Regions from separate parts of the Homo sapiens genome. Here region 2 is linked to region 1. A link is a contact called in ENCODE POLR2A ChIA-PET data. All regions are on one chromosome and are shown on one strand. Each heading gives the region's core, a stretch centred on a gene start or an enhancer-like site at or near the end of the contact. The rest is flanking DNA. Distances are from core to core; before and after follow the strand shown.

The links. ChIA-PET counts read pairs that join two places held with the same protein, here RNA polymerase II (POLR2A).
Region 2: POLR2A ChIA-PET joins it to region 1 with 11 read pairs in naive thymus-derived CD4-positive, alpha-beta T cell. The contact joins the promoter of JADE1 here to the promoter of PDE5A in region 1. POLR2A ChIA-PET finds 5 or more read pairs at or near these places in 2 of 52 experiments (CD8-positive, alpha-beta memory T cell and naive thymus-derived CD4-positive, alpha-beta T cell).

Annotation. Positions count from the first base shown.
Region 1 is chr4:119,625,147-119,632,320 of GRCh38, forward strand. It overlaps PDE5A (phosphodiesterase 5A), which reads right to left and starts at 3,658. Exons shown (of 21, transcript NM_001083.4): 1 at 3,374-3,658. The coding sequence starts at 3,525. LOC107986192 (a long non-coding RNA gene) reads left to right here and starts at 2,644. Exons shown (of 1, transcript NR_165235.1): 1 at 2,644-5,609. RefSeq lists silencers at 2,092-2,371, 3,592-3,991 and an enhancer at 2,502-2,551.
Region 2 is chr4:128,806,944-128,814,117 of GRCh38, forward strand. JADE1 (jade family PHD finger 1) reads left to right here and starts at 2,757. Exons shown (of 11, transcript NM_199320.4): 1 at 2,757-2,934. RefSeq lists silencers at 2,580-3,059, 3,570-3,689, 4,320-4,599, 4,720-4,819, 5,000-5,569 and enhancers at 3,160-3,269, 6,013-6,594, 6,595-7,174.

The sequences.
Region 1 (7,174 bases), core at 2,408-4,907:
GCCATACCTGGCTAATTTTTGTATTTTTAGTAGAGACGGGGTTTCACCATGTTGGTCAGTCAGGCTGGTCTTGAACTCCTGACGTCGTGATCTGCCCGCCTCGGCCTCCCAAAGTGCTGGGATTACAGGCATGAGCCACCGTGCCAGGCCCAACCTATAGCTTTTAATAAGATGCGTAGCTCTCTACTTGAAGACAGTGATAGTAAACAATGTAATATAATGGCATAAATGCTTTCAAGGTCAACCCAAATTCACAGGTGTTTGAGAATTTAGGAATGCCAGAACCTTGATGTTCAATAACTACCATTGAGTGTAGATCATTTAGTCTGAGAAAAGGATGGAAAATCATGCATGAATGTCGAATGACAACAATAATGCAGAAATTGTTTTTATCAGCAAGCCTGATTACTGGTGCAGATGGACGATCTGGGTGAATATAAATATATTTTAAATCTTAAAACATGCCGCATGCATCTACAGAACTATTTTGTTTCATGGGTTTCCTGAATCACATACAATATTCATTTTACACTTACAAAGTGTAAAAAGAGGGGAAAAGCAAAGTAATGTGAGCTCCTACTTTTAAAAAAAAAAATCCTTAGCTGTAAAGTTAAAACGTATGCAATAAGTTTTTACCACAAAATGTGAACCACACTGGGGTTAGTGGTTTGCATTTTTATAATCAACAAATGTCCATCCTCTTATTCACATTTTAAGTCTCCTGTTAATGCCACCAAATATAAAACCAAATTGGAATATTGTTTCATGAAAGACCTCTGGCTACACACAAATTCTTAGGTTATATTCTTTACTCTGACAACTCTCAGCACTTTATTATAACTCTTAAAATTGAGGACCTGCACTATTAAATATTTTACACTTTCATTTTCCAACTTACACTCAACATAACCTCTTAAGAATATGTATACACACATACATATATATATCACAGAAAGTGTTCAGCCTGTTGCCAACATCAACTGTAATTTAAAAACTCTAACCGAAAATTTTTTAAAAGTTTTTTTAGAGCCTCAGATGATCTAAATTTTACAGTGAGCATGGTAAATTTGAGAAATAGGATTTTGATCCTATGCTGCTTGGGAGAAAAAGTAATGGGAAAAGAAATGTAACTCAGCTCTTTCCATTTATTTTCCATTAAAATGTTGCTACACTTTCAAAGTGTTGGTAGGTTCTGAAAATGCAGTGTTCCTATCTATGACTAGTCAAAAACGACCAACAAGCCATCCCTAGTTTACATCTTTAAAAGAAAAATAGGGAACGAAGAAAGGACATTTATGCTGATTTATTAAACAATAACTTTTTTTCTTTAAACTGTTTATAATCTGCCTAAAGAACAGGTCCAATACATACTTTTAAAAATCGGCCTGGTTCTCTGGCCCCCTGATCATTCTATGCGCTGTAATTCAAGGAGAGCAGAAGGCTGGGAATGCGCAGAGTGAAAGGAAAGTGGGTGCAGATGGCCTCAGAGGGGCAGGTGACCCCTGAAAACTGTTAGTCGACAGCAACCGATCATTCTAGACCTCCATGGCCTTAGTGTCTCACGCTAAACTCGCAAAAAAGTGCCCTTTCAGGGCTATCCTCTGGGCGCTCAAGATTTAGGATTTTGAAGGAAGAAGGTGAAAGCGGGGGAAGACGATTTTAAAAGAAGGGCTGGGTTATTAAATTGAAAAGATTAATCCCGGAGCCTTCCCCTCTGTCAAAAAACCCTGAAAGTGACTAAATTGACACCAACTCTGGATGTTCCTTAGGAAAAAAACAAAACAAAACAAAACAAAACAAGATTAAAAAGGGCCCAATTTAAGACCCTTATTAATACATCTGCAAGAGAGCAAAGAATAACAACAACAACAAAAGTTATACAGTCAATTTTCAATGATACATCGTCCCACTGGTGCCACCGGGGCGCCACCACCCAGCACCCGAGACCCGCCGCGCCCCCGGAAAAAGTGGGAAGGGACGTAGGGGGATGCTGAAGGAAGTACCTTGTTTTGTCTCCAAAGGGCAACATAGCAAACGTGGGAAGTTCGTTTTCGAACTCCGCCGATCCTGGACTCCAGGAGGCTCCGTAGGGGCAACAACGCGCGCAGGTGAGGTGAGGTGAGGTCGGCGACTCAGAACCAGCTCCCTCACGGCCCCGGCCTCCGCGCCGCCGCCCGTCGCCTCCCGCTCGCCCCGCGCTGCGCCGCCCCCTGGCGGGGAGCGACCGGCAGAGCCGCGGCCGCGCGCCGGCGAGTGGGACCCGGGCGTCGAACCCGGGCGGGCTCCTCGACCATCACTGCCGGGCGTGTGTCACCCTCCCGGCCAAGACGGCCAGCACCCGCTGCCCGACGGCCGCTGCCCAGAGCAGGCGGCAGCGGGGCACGGACTCTTTCTGCAAAGGGGCGCGTCCTGGAGTCCACGCACCCCGACTATGCATCAATTCCTCAGGCTTCGGGGCACCCGCCCGCCAAGCACTCTCTGCTCCACTCTTCTTGTCCCTCTGCTCCCAGTCTCAATTCCTCCCCAACTCTCCCGCGAGCGTTTCCCACGAGCGCCCCGACTGCCCGCTGCGCAGCCGCCTCCAAAAGGACAGGCTCCCTCCTCCCCGCCCTCCGCAAGGGCCGCCCCGGCGCTTGGCTCTGGACCAGAAAGAGCTGGCCTCTGGGGTCTGCGCTGCCCCTTGGGGTCCGCTCCAGGCGGCGCCTCCCCTGCGCCCTTTGTGTGCACGCCGCAAACCCCTCTGCAGAGCTCTACTTTTGGCGGCACAGCCTTCGGCGGAAAAGCGAGTGAAAGGAGGCGCGCGGGACAAGCAGGAGACTGGAAGGGGGGAAAAGGCAACCGCACTCACTTTGGCAAGGTTCCGTCATGTTGCCTTTGGGCTGTCCCGTGGACTCGTCCCTCACCCCAGCTTCCCCGCCCAGCCAGGGCCAGGGCGAGGGGGGACGGGGGAGGAGCGGAGCCATCAAGACCGACTTGGAAATGGTGCTTCCGGAGCTGCAGGGAAGGGGCTCAGAAACTGTTTGGGTTTTGCTGATTGGATTTTGGGGAACCAGAGGGCTAGAGAGGGGCTAGGGGAAGGCCCGTGAGCACGGATGTATGAAAATAATCATGTTCCCGGGGAATACCAAGAGGGTCGGGGGTGAGGGTGGGAGGTCGGCAAGTACATTTTTGTATTTGAACTTTGTGAGCAAGTTGTATCAAATCCGACACTTGAGTTTTTCGACTGTGCTCGCTTAGAGTTGAGGTTTCTACCTCGTAACAGGACCGAGGACCTACTTCAAAAGCAAAGGGCCTGGGAACAGGGGTGAACGAAGGGCACAATTCAACAGGGGAGAGAAATCAGCCCCGGGTCTTCCGTGGGTCCTCTTCTTACCTGGTGGCTTTTCTAACAAAGTATGAGAAGGTAAAGTCCCAGTGATCGTCCAGCCATGCTTCGACCGAGTCCTGATCCCTCTGCTGCTGCTTCTGCTGCTGGGGCTGCTGCTGCTGTCGCTGCTGCCCGAAGCTGGGGCCGGCCCGCTCCATGGTTGGCACCGCGCGCCTCGGAGGCTCTCTGGTACTGCTTTTCCACCCCAGCTGGGGTCCGTCCCTCAGAAGAACAGGACTCGGCCTCGAGACCCTCCCCCTTCGTCCTGCTCCAGTCGGGCCGGCTTTCGACAAAGCGGCCGGAGCGCCAGGCCAGCCTCCTGCCCCGCCCCGCCCCGCGCGGTTCTACGGGCGCCCAGGTGTGGTGGGCGGGGCCAGGCGCAGCTGCTGCGCCCCCCCCACCCGGGGTCCGGCAGTGTTCCGCTCTCGCAGGCTCTTCAGTCCCCTGGTTCCCAGGAGGCGGCGGCGGCGGCGGCAGCGGCAGCGCCCGGCGAGCTCTCCGGAAGCCAAGTGGCGGCGGCTGGAAGGAGGCCGCGCGGCCGCTGGGGTGCGCTGTGTGCCAAGCCGACTTCTGGGGAGCGCGCTAGGTGACTGGGTGTGTTCTCAGAGTGCCCCAGGGAGGGAAGGTCGCGATGTGGGAAGTTTTGCCCGAAAGTAAGAGATGATGAGACCCTGGGCCCTTTTCCTGGGGCCTGGGAGTGCAATGACCTTCCCGCCTAGCTTTTCCCTAGCCCTACGCTTGGGTCTGGGAGGAGCGGGACCGACCTCCTTCAGAGCCCAGCCCGCTCAGTGACTTAAAGCGGTCCAGCCACGGACCACTGCGGGTGGAGAGAGCTGGGGCGTGTGCTAGCAAGAGAGATTTGCAGGTGTAGGTGGGTAACTTGCAACAAAGCCATACCCGTGCTTAATGTTAATGATAACAGCAATAATTATAACTTAAGTGCCTTTAACCATTGCCTCAAACTTCCCTTATGCATAACTGGAAAAAGATTTACTTGGAAAAGAAAAAGCAAACAAATAATTTCCAATGCTTTGTGCATGAAGTTAGAAAACAAGGGCACCTCTGTACAATTAGGTTAATCCGAGAGCACTGGCGCAACCCAGGTGCAGTCGAGGGCAACCAGTTATCCCAATTTTAAATTAATGCATCATTTTAATTAAATTGGAATTAACACTCCCTCAAAAGTATCCATTAAAAATGGCTCAGCCTTTTTGTCCAATCCCTATCTTGCTTCTTTAAAAAAGGAATTGGTGTCATCCTTTGCTTTGTCTGCATCCCCATCTTCCTGTCATGCATTGGCAGTTTTAATATGGCATTTTGCAATGACCTATATTTTTTGGTAGAATTAAATCTGGAATTATGGGTTGCACAATGTGTGAATGACACCATTAGCAGTGATATAAAAAAAAATGAGTTAGCTGATATACTTCTGACAACTTCCTTCTAAATACTCTTGGCAAGAATTTAAGGCATTATTCACTACATAGAAACACATCATTAAATTGATAATCTGAGAACTTTTAAAAGTATCTTCTAGTCCCCCAATGCAATGGTTTATCTTTCCTTCATTGAGTAATTGACCTTTTGCGACTTCAGTTTTTCTGAAACTTTACTGCTGTATGCAGGTAGCCACAACCAAAGAAAAGCAATCAAAGCAGTAGAGTATGAACTAATGGGTGATAAATTATATTGGATTTAGAAATGAGAATTCTCTCCTAATGTGTTACTATGATAGTGATTATAGTGCTCATGGAATACAGTCATGCGTCACCGAACAACAGGATACATTCTGAGAAATGTATCCTTAGGCAATTTCATCCTTCTCTGAACATCACAGTGTACTAACACAAAATAGATGGCTCAGCCTACTACACACTTAGGCTATTGCTCCTAGACCACAAATCTATACAGCATATTACTGTACTGAATACTGTAGGCAATTGTAATGCAATGATATTTGTGTGTCTAAACATATCTAAACATAGAAAAGGTACAGTAAAAATATAGTATTATCTTATGGGACTCATATATGTGGTCTGTCGTTGACTGAAAAGTGGCACATTACTGTGGAAAGTTTCTCCTCAGTACAGTTTTTTCTTGTGGAAATCCATGCATTCCTCCTAACAGGAGATCAATCGTAATTTAAAACTCTGCTTATCTACTAAAGATGCAGTGAATTTGGGGCTTGAATTATTTGCTTTTGTTGGATACTTGATTAAATAAACACGTATAATCATTTCAATGTTTGTATTCCCTCCAAAATTCATGTTGAAACTTAATCCCTAATTCAACAGTATTAAGAGGAGGTGCCTTTAAGTGGTGATTAGACCATTAGGGCTCTGCCTTTGTGAATGCATTAGTGCCTTTTTAAAAAAAGGCCCAAAGGAGACAGTTGGCCCCTTCTATTCTTTCCACTATGTGAAGACACAGCACTGACCCTTGCTGAGGATGCAGCAACAAGGTGCCATTTTGTAAGCAAAGAGCAGCCCTCACCAGTTGCCAAATCTGCTGGCACTTTGATTTTGGAGTTTCCAGCCTCCAGAACTGAGAGAAATTAATTTCTATTGTTTATAAATATCCCAGTCTGTGATATTTTATTACAGCAACACAAATGGACTAAGACAGTGGGTAATATCAAAATGTTCATTTTTCTCTCCTAACCTGAAAGGGTTAAATTATCAGAAACCAGGAAGGTTTCTGAAAAATTGCTTCAAGAAAAACAATCTATAGGCTGGGCACAGTGGCTCATTCCTGTAATCTCAGAACTTTGGGAGGGAGAGGTAGAAGGATACTTGAGCTCAGGAGTTTGAACCAGCCTGGGCCACATGGCATGACCCCATCTCTACACAAAATTTTTAAAAATTAGCCAGGCATGGGGGAACACACCTGTAATCCTAGTTATTCGAGAGGCTGAGGCAAGAGGATTGAGCCCAGGAGGTCAAGGCTGCAGTGAGCCATGATCGTGCCATTGCACTTCAGCCTCAGTGACAGTGTAAGACCCCCGGCTCTATAACAAAAAAGAAAAAAAAAGAAAAACAGTACATAGATTCTCTCAATAGTGAATCTCAAGTCTGTGTGGTATATATGATAGTTTGGGAGTTACTGTGAAGGCCTATTACCTGAGAAACATATCACAAGGGATTGGGGAACAGAAGTGTCTCAAACAGTTCTAGTCTCTGGGAGATTCAGCCAAAATGTGTAACTATACCTCCTGTAAATTTAAAGTAGTTAAAGGTAAGCATATTTTGAACTGACATTACCTGGGCCTCTTGTTTTTCAACTCCATTTTATTCTTTATCCCAATTTGCCCAATTATTTTGTTTTAACTTGGCATGAATTGTTCTAAGCACCTCAAATCTTGTTATGGAATTAGTTGAAGAATAAGTAAATCATAAACACTCCCAGGATATAACTTGAAAAATGCTGTTAATGCTATTTATAACAAACAAATGAGCAATGATGTATGTATGTGTATATGTATGATATATATATGTGTGTATATGTATATATATATTTAATTTTTGTAAATGACCCAGTCTGTGGTATTTTGTTATTGCAACACAAGTGGACTAAGATATATATATATATATATATAAAATCAATGATATATATGTGTATATACATACATATATGTCATTGCTCATTTGTTGCTCATGAGCAACAGCTTAACTAAAGACCTTCAATGTATTCCCACTGTGCTAAAATAAAATTCAAACTCTGTAACGTGGCTTATGGGGTTCTACATTATTTGGTTGTTACCTACCTGTACTGCTAAAGATTTTGGTCATACAAATAGAAAAAACAAAT
Region 2 (7,174 bases), core at 1,507-4,006, 9.2 Mb after region 1:
CAAGAGACACCTATTATTTAAGAAATGCCAACTGCTGATCATTGATGACAAAATATTTTTACATGTTCCTTATGGATTCAAGTTGTCCGCCATTTCTTCAAATAATCATCACGTTTCTAAGTTTGGTAAGAAAATCAGAAATGACTGAATGTTAAAGAGAAAGGGGCCTTAGGCATTATTTTTCCTATCATCTCAGTGGGGAAACTAAAGCCCAAAGAGTCATATTGGGAGTTGGTGGGAGTCTCCTGACTTCTTGTCCAGGGCTATTTATAGCACATAGCACTGTTTCAGTGGATGAGTATTCTGAAGCCACGGCATAATTGAGACTCTGTACATGGCACCTTCACTCATGTTCAATGTGTCAGTGTGGGGAGTTTGTGTGCCATTTTATCCCTTTATTTTTGTCATCCATTTTATTCAATACTTTCGTTGGTGCCTGATGTTTTTGATAGAAAAAGCAAATAAAAGAGTAAGCAGCAAATGTGAGTTAAAAAAATTTTTTTTTTGAGACAGAGTCTCGCTCTGTCGCCCAGGCTACAGTGCAGTGGCGTGATCTCGGCACACTGCAAGCTCCTCCTGCCGGGTTCACGCCATTCTCCTGCCTCAGCCTCCCCAGCAGCTGGGACTACAGGCGCCCGCCACCACACCCGGCTAATTTTTTGTATTTTTAGTAGAGACGGGGTTTCACCGTGTTAGCCAGGATGGTCTGGATCTCCTGACCTCGTGATCCGCCCGCCTCTGCCTCCCAAAGTGCTGGGATTACAGGCATGAGCCACCGCGCCCGGTCGACAAAAATTTTCTTAACATGAATGCGTGAAGTAAGGCTGTTTGGAATTTAGAAAAGTTGCAATTTTTGATGGAGAGAAAACCAAGAAGGAGTTGAGTGATGGCCGAGGGAGTGGACAACCTCCTACTGCCAGGGCCTCTACTCCTGAACTGTTATGAGGTTGCCTGATTCCTCTTAACAACCCTTCAGGTTAGGGGCCAGCTGTTAACTTAATTTTATTACCAGGGAAGAAACTGAGGCTCAGATAAAGTTCTTTTATCCCACAGGCACACAAACTGCTAACTGATAGAGCCAGATCCAGCCATGTCTGGCTACAAAGCCTGTGTACTTTAACTTCTACAGAGAGTATGTGCGAGGTGAACCAGTAAAAATAACAATAACAAGTGCAATACTAAGAATAGTAATAATGATAGTTAACACAGTGCTTTACATGTGTGATCGCTTTGAACAGGATTAAGTGAACACATGAATAGGACTGGCAGGGAGTCTTTCTACTCTTCATTAGCGAAACAGGAGAGGACATATACAGTACTTAGGATTTCCACTGGCTTACTTTGTTTTCTGAAAAATAACTGAAAGGCTCAATTAGTTTTGTTTTGTCGCATTTATCAGATTATAACGTTCTGGATGTGGGTCTGGATGTGGGTAGTTGGGCTGGTGTGGGATTACATGAAATCAAACCTGATATATTCAGAAAGATTCTTCCGGTGGACACATATGCCTTTTGGGTTCGATATTCAATTTTGTAATTAGTGATCACTGTTCCTATTTATTTATTTATTTATTTGAGACGGAGTTTCGCTCTTATTGCCCAGGCTGGACCACAATGGCGCATTATCGGCTCATCACAACCTCCACCTCCCGGGTTCAAGCGATTCTCCTGCCTCAGCCTCCCCAGTAGCTGGGGTTACAGGCATGTACCACCATGCCCGGCTAATTTTGTATTTTTTAGTAGAGACAGGGTTTATCCATGTTGGTCAGGCTGGTCTTGAACTCCCGACCTCAGGTGATCCGCCCACCTAGGCCTCCCAAAGTGCTGGGATTACAGGCGTGAGCCACCGCGCCCGGCCTGAATGGGAGTTTTTAATCCGTACTTTTTTCTTATTGAAGTTGAATGTCATATACCCCTCTATTTCCCTAGATGAATCCATGAAAGAAGTATGTTGCCCTCTATATGAAAAAGCAAGCTTGTCTTCTGCAGAAAATCAGTAACCACTCCTTTTTACACATAAATACCCCCAAATGAATCTCCGATGACTGATCTGATACTAGTCTGCAATTCTAGTTTTAGCATTAGGCTCACTCCTCATATTTGGGAGAAGATGTCCAATTCTGTAGTAATGTGTAACATAAAGTGGTGTCAATTTATAAATAATATCTTCTAATGAATTAATGCTCATTTGCAATGATCACTTCCATACAAATTTAGGTAAAGATGTTATTCAGAATTGGATTCTCTCTATTTAAAAATGTCATCCTAATGTGCAACTCCCTAAAACTGTTACTACAAACAACTATTTTGCCACTCAGCCTAAAAATAAAACCTTTCACCCAAATGACACATCTTAATAGCCATATTTTAATCTACGTAATTTTAAACTATTCTGAAAGAATCCATTTCTAGATGTCAGACAAGAGTTGAAACTGGGACAGCAGTTTGAAGGGGCTAATTTAAAAACCCACTTGCTTGGAGACACCTCAAGAATTTCTAGGCTCACAAGGTGGGTGAAGTAAGGAAAGAGACTAAGAGCTGAACAGTGCCGTTCTTTGCGAGCCCCCACTGGCGCAGGCTGAGCCGGCTGCGGCTAGGGCTGCGAAGAGTTAACGAGGGACCGAGCCCCAGCGCCGCGGGCTCCCCGCATGCTCCCTCCGCCCTCCCGTCCCCACCCTCTCGTTTTGGCAAGGGATTAAAGTGCTCCCCCCTGTGGCAGCAGTGACCCAGAAATGAGTTTGATTCACATAGTCCTTCCTCCATAACAAGCCAAACGCCAGACCGAGAGTGCCTCCGTGCGCGAGTGCCCGGTGTGTGCGCGCCGGCGAGAGCAGGGGCCCGCCCGGCTCCCCGCCCGCCGCGGCCCGAACTCATGCAGCTCCGAGCGAGCGAGCGGCGCCCAGCCCAGCGCCTCGGCCGAACCCCTCCGCAGCAGGTACGCGCGCGGGCCGCGGGGGGCGCGCGGGGTGGGCGCGCCGCGCGTGTGTCCGCGCGTGTCCGCGTGTGGGTCCGTGTGCGCGTCCCGGTCCCGCGGCGGCGACGGCGGCGGCGGCGGCGGCGGCTGCAGGACGAGCCGAGAGGCTCAGCCATATTTGATGGTTTTGTTGCTTTGCTCGGGAGTTCTCGGGAGTAATTTAATGCCGAAGGTCGCTGCCTAGTGGAAATAATATAATACGTCATTAATATGGCGCCAAAAGATTGGGTTCTCGATCTGTAGCGAGGAGGGAGGGAGGCAGCCGCTGAGCGCAGCGTTACTATCCCACCAGTAACTTGGGCATTGCCGGGGCGGGGGCCGGAGGAGGAGGAGAGGATGATTTTTGGATCCTGAGAATTGATCTATGTTGGATCAGTAAGTTTTATTATGATTTTTTTTTTCAAATTTGGGGGGCTGAAGACTTAGAGCTATTTCTTCTTTTGGATTTGCGAAGAACATGCGGTTTTCAGGTGAATCATCAATTAAACGCGTTTAGGAGCAGAAGCCCAGTTTAAGTTGGCTTTAGTTTATAGGTTTTTTTTTTTTTTTTTTTTTTTTAGAAAGCCAAAGTGCATTAGGCTGCATGAAAGTGGAAAGCATAGTAGCAACTTGGTAGACAGATGGCAATGGCAGAACGCAGGTTCGCGTACATATATGAATCCAGAGTGTGTGAGACCGTGTGTGTGGTGGGACTGTATTTGTCCAAACATAGGTGTGCGTAGGTACATCTGTGTGTGGTGGCCGCAGCCCTGGCTCTTGTCACCGCGTCACCACATGTCCAAAATATTCATTGCATCAATTCAAGGGCAGTGAGAGGGGGGTGGGGGTGGGGGTGGAGGGACAGTTTGGCAATTAGATTCTTCCGAACTGGGCTTCCAGTGATCAGATCTTTTACTTACAGCGCGACTGCTTGTAAAGTGTAAAACCCCTTAATCGATGAAATGGGGTAGGAGTTGGCGTTGGTAGAGCAAAGTACCGATTAATCGTGAACTTAAAGGGGATTGCAAATTGCAACCTTTGGCACCATCTGCAAATTGTGGGGGTGGGGTCTCTTGGTCTCCTTGCTTCCTTAAATGAACGTGTAGTGTGTACCCCGGGACTGCAAGTTGCAGAGCCCTTCAGTGCACGTGTCTTGTGCCTGTGAGTCTGTGTTTGCGAGTTGGGGGCTGTTGTTCGGTAGCCAGCAGGCTTTCCGGGTTGCTCGGCATTGGCTTGCAAATGCGGGAGAGGGATGGAATGTGGAATGTTGACCGGGGAACCGAATCCTGTCGGAACGGTCCCATTTGCTGGAGAAATTCGATCCCTTCCACCTCCTTCCCGCTCCCCCCCGCCCGCCTTCGGGCAGGAGGCGGGGCTGAGGACGCGGCTGCTGCTCAAAGTGGCGGAGCGCGGCGGCGGGAGGCAGGTGCACGGCACCCGCCAGTGGGGGTGCCTCAACTTCCGCGGGCGTTTAAATAGCAGCCTCTCTCCCCTCCCACCGGTAATAGGTGACCTGGCGGCCGAGGGCGGCGGGGGAGGGAACCGGGGGAGACTCGGGAGCGAGCCTCCGCGGCACGTGGGCAGGTGCTGGGTGGCCCCGGGGCCAACTTTTGTAGCCCGCCTCTGGTGTTTGAGGAGAGGCGGCCCAGTGTGGAAATGGGGGCGGGCGGCGGCCGAGGCGCTGCTTCTCCGCTGCGGCCGGAGCGTCACCTAACGGTCCCAGCTGCGCCGCCCGGGCCGGGGTGGGGGGTTGCGGGGGCGGGGACGCCCGGCCCGCCGCGCCCGCCCCGCACAAAGCCCGCGGCGCGGGGGTGGCCGCTGCGCCCCCGCCCCGGGAACGGCCCGAAGCCCGACGCGGTCCCCGCGCCGGTTCCGGCGGGCGGCCGCAGGCGTTTGTTTGTTGGTTCCGCGCCGCCTTCCTCGCCGGATGGCTTCCTGTGACAGAGGTGATACACAGTTTCCAGAACTGTCTGGGGGCGGGAGCGGGAGCGGGAGCCGAGCCCGCTCGGAGCTCCTCGCCGCCGCTGCCGCTCCCATCTTAAAACCGTTTCTCGCCGGCGCGCCCGCCCCAGCCCGAAGGTGCCGCCCCGGAGGGACTCGGGGAGGGGGACGGCGCGGCCGTTTCCAGCGGCGCAAGTGGCTTCTGGACGCGAGGGAGCGTTTGATTTGCAACTGGGGCCGAGCGGATTGGTGCAGCTGGCGGCGGCGGGGCGGGAGGAGCTGCCGCGGCGGGGGGTGGCCACTTTCAAATGGAGAGGGCGGCGGCGGCGGGGACGCCGCTGCGGAGGGAGCGGGGCTTGGTTGCGCCACGAGAAGGTGTCATCACTGCACCGGGGCTAATTCCGGCGGAGGTGCCGGGAGTTACTTTCCCCTCCTCCCGCGCTGTTGTTTCTGTCGCCTCGGGAGGAGGAGGAGGAGGAGGATTGGGAGAGAGGGAGGGGTCGGCGCCGCGCGGAACCGCGGCCCTGCGCATTCCCCGGCGGGCGGCGGGAGCCGCGCGGAGCGTTCGCCGCTGCGGGGCGGCGGCCGAGCTCCCCCACAACCCCGGGGTGCCCCCCTTGCTGGGATCCTTAGCCTTCTCACGTCCCCTCTCACTCCGCCACCCTCCCACTAGAGCTCCTTATTCTCGAGTCCTCAACCCCGGCTTGGCGCGTCCCGGGTCTCCCCTCGCCCCAGGATTCCTCCCGCGCCAGGCTCCGCTGGCCCCAGGTTTCCCACCCCAAGCGGGTGGGGGCGGCCGCAGTCCCGGCGCCGGTGAATGCTGAGAGCAAACAAAAAAGCGGGCGATTTAAACATGCCTTCGAAACCCGTTAGGAATGCGTCGTCATCCGGAGACCGTTTAAAAGGAGCTTTAGCTTGCCTTCTAGTAACGAGAGGGCTGGCGCCCTGCCTTACTTCGGCAGGGGCGAGGGGCTGTCGCCCTCTATTTGCCCCGGCCAAGAGGGAATTTAAATTTTCTTTTGTAAAATGACAGCTGCAGTGAATGACCTGAGACAGCTACGTTTTTAGGAAAGTAGGAGAGGATCTGAGGTTTCCATTAATGGGAATGCTTAGGGGGTTCTTTCCCAAAGGTTTTTTATTAGGTGAACTATTTTTCCTTTTTATAATACCCGCCATGAAGGCTAGCTCTCTTGCTACTTGTAGCTCAAGGCTAATACCTTTCAAAGCTAATGAACTAGTTTTAAGATAGAGGGAAATTATTTCCCTGAAAGCTGATTTAGGTAGTGACTCCCCAGTGGTTACAGATTTTATAGTAAGTTGCATTTTGATCATATCACAACTGATCAAGATTTAATCACAGGTGGAGAAAGGTGGAGAAAGGAAGCATTCAATATGTCCATACTTGCATTGAGTCAACACTTTTGATGTAATAATTTGTTGTAGGTGGGCAACATACGTGGGGGGAGTTAAATGGGATGTTTTGTGAGTAACACTCTTAGCAAGTACATGCAACCCAGAATTTTTATTGTCCTTTTATCCCAAAGATCTTAGTCTCATTTACTTACGGTCACTTTTTTTTTTTTTTTTTTTTGTTCCTTGAGACAGAGTCTTTCGCTCTGTCACCCAGGCTGGAGTGCAGTGGCATGATCTTAGCTCACTGCAACCTCCGCCTCCTGGGTTCAAGCGATTCTCCTGCCTCAGCCCCCTGAGTAGCTGGGACTACAGGCGCGTGCCACCACGGCTGGCTAATTTTTTTTTGTATTTTTAGTAGAGACGGGGTTTCACCATATTAGCCAGGCTGGTCTCGAACTCCTGACCTCGTGATCCGCCCGCCCCGGCCTCTCAAAGTGCTGGGATTACAGGCGTGAGCCACCACGCCCAGCCTGCTTACGGTCACTTGTAAATCAGATGACTTTCTGCTTGGTATTTTGCTGTCTTCTTCAAAGTTTGGATACTTCTATAAGTGTCTTTTACTTGGCATTGTCATTTTAATGTGTAGAATAAATATAATTTTAAGCTGTTTAAGTGTTAGGTTTCCTGCTATTTCCTTTGGTCCCTATTTAGCAGAGATAATGGGAGTGTCTGAAAGTAAGGTAGAACTTGAACTTGATTCCACCTTTAAGAGTACAGACTGCTTACTAGTAAAAGTTGGGTTGGCTGCACATATATTTTAGCTTTAACAAAGGTAGATATGTGTTCATTTAAAAGAAAAAAAAAAAACCCACCTTCTTAGTTCTCCCCGCTTCACTTGACTGGTTTTCTGCCTGTAAACCAGTGCTGT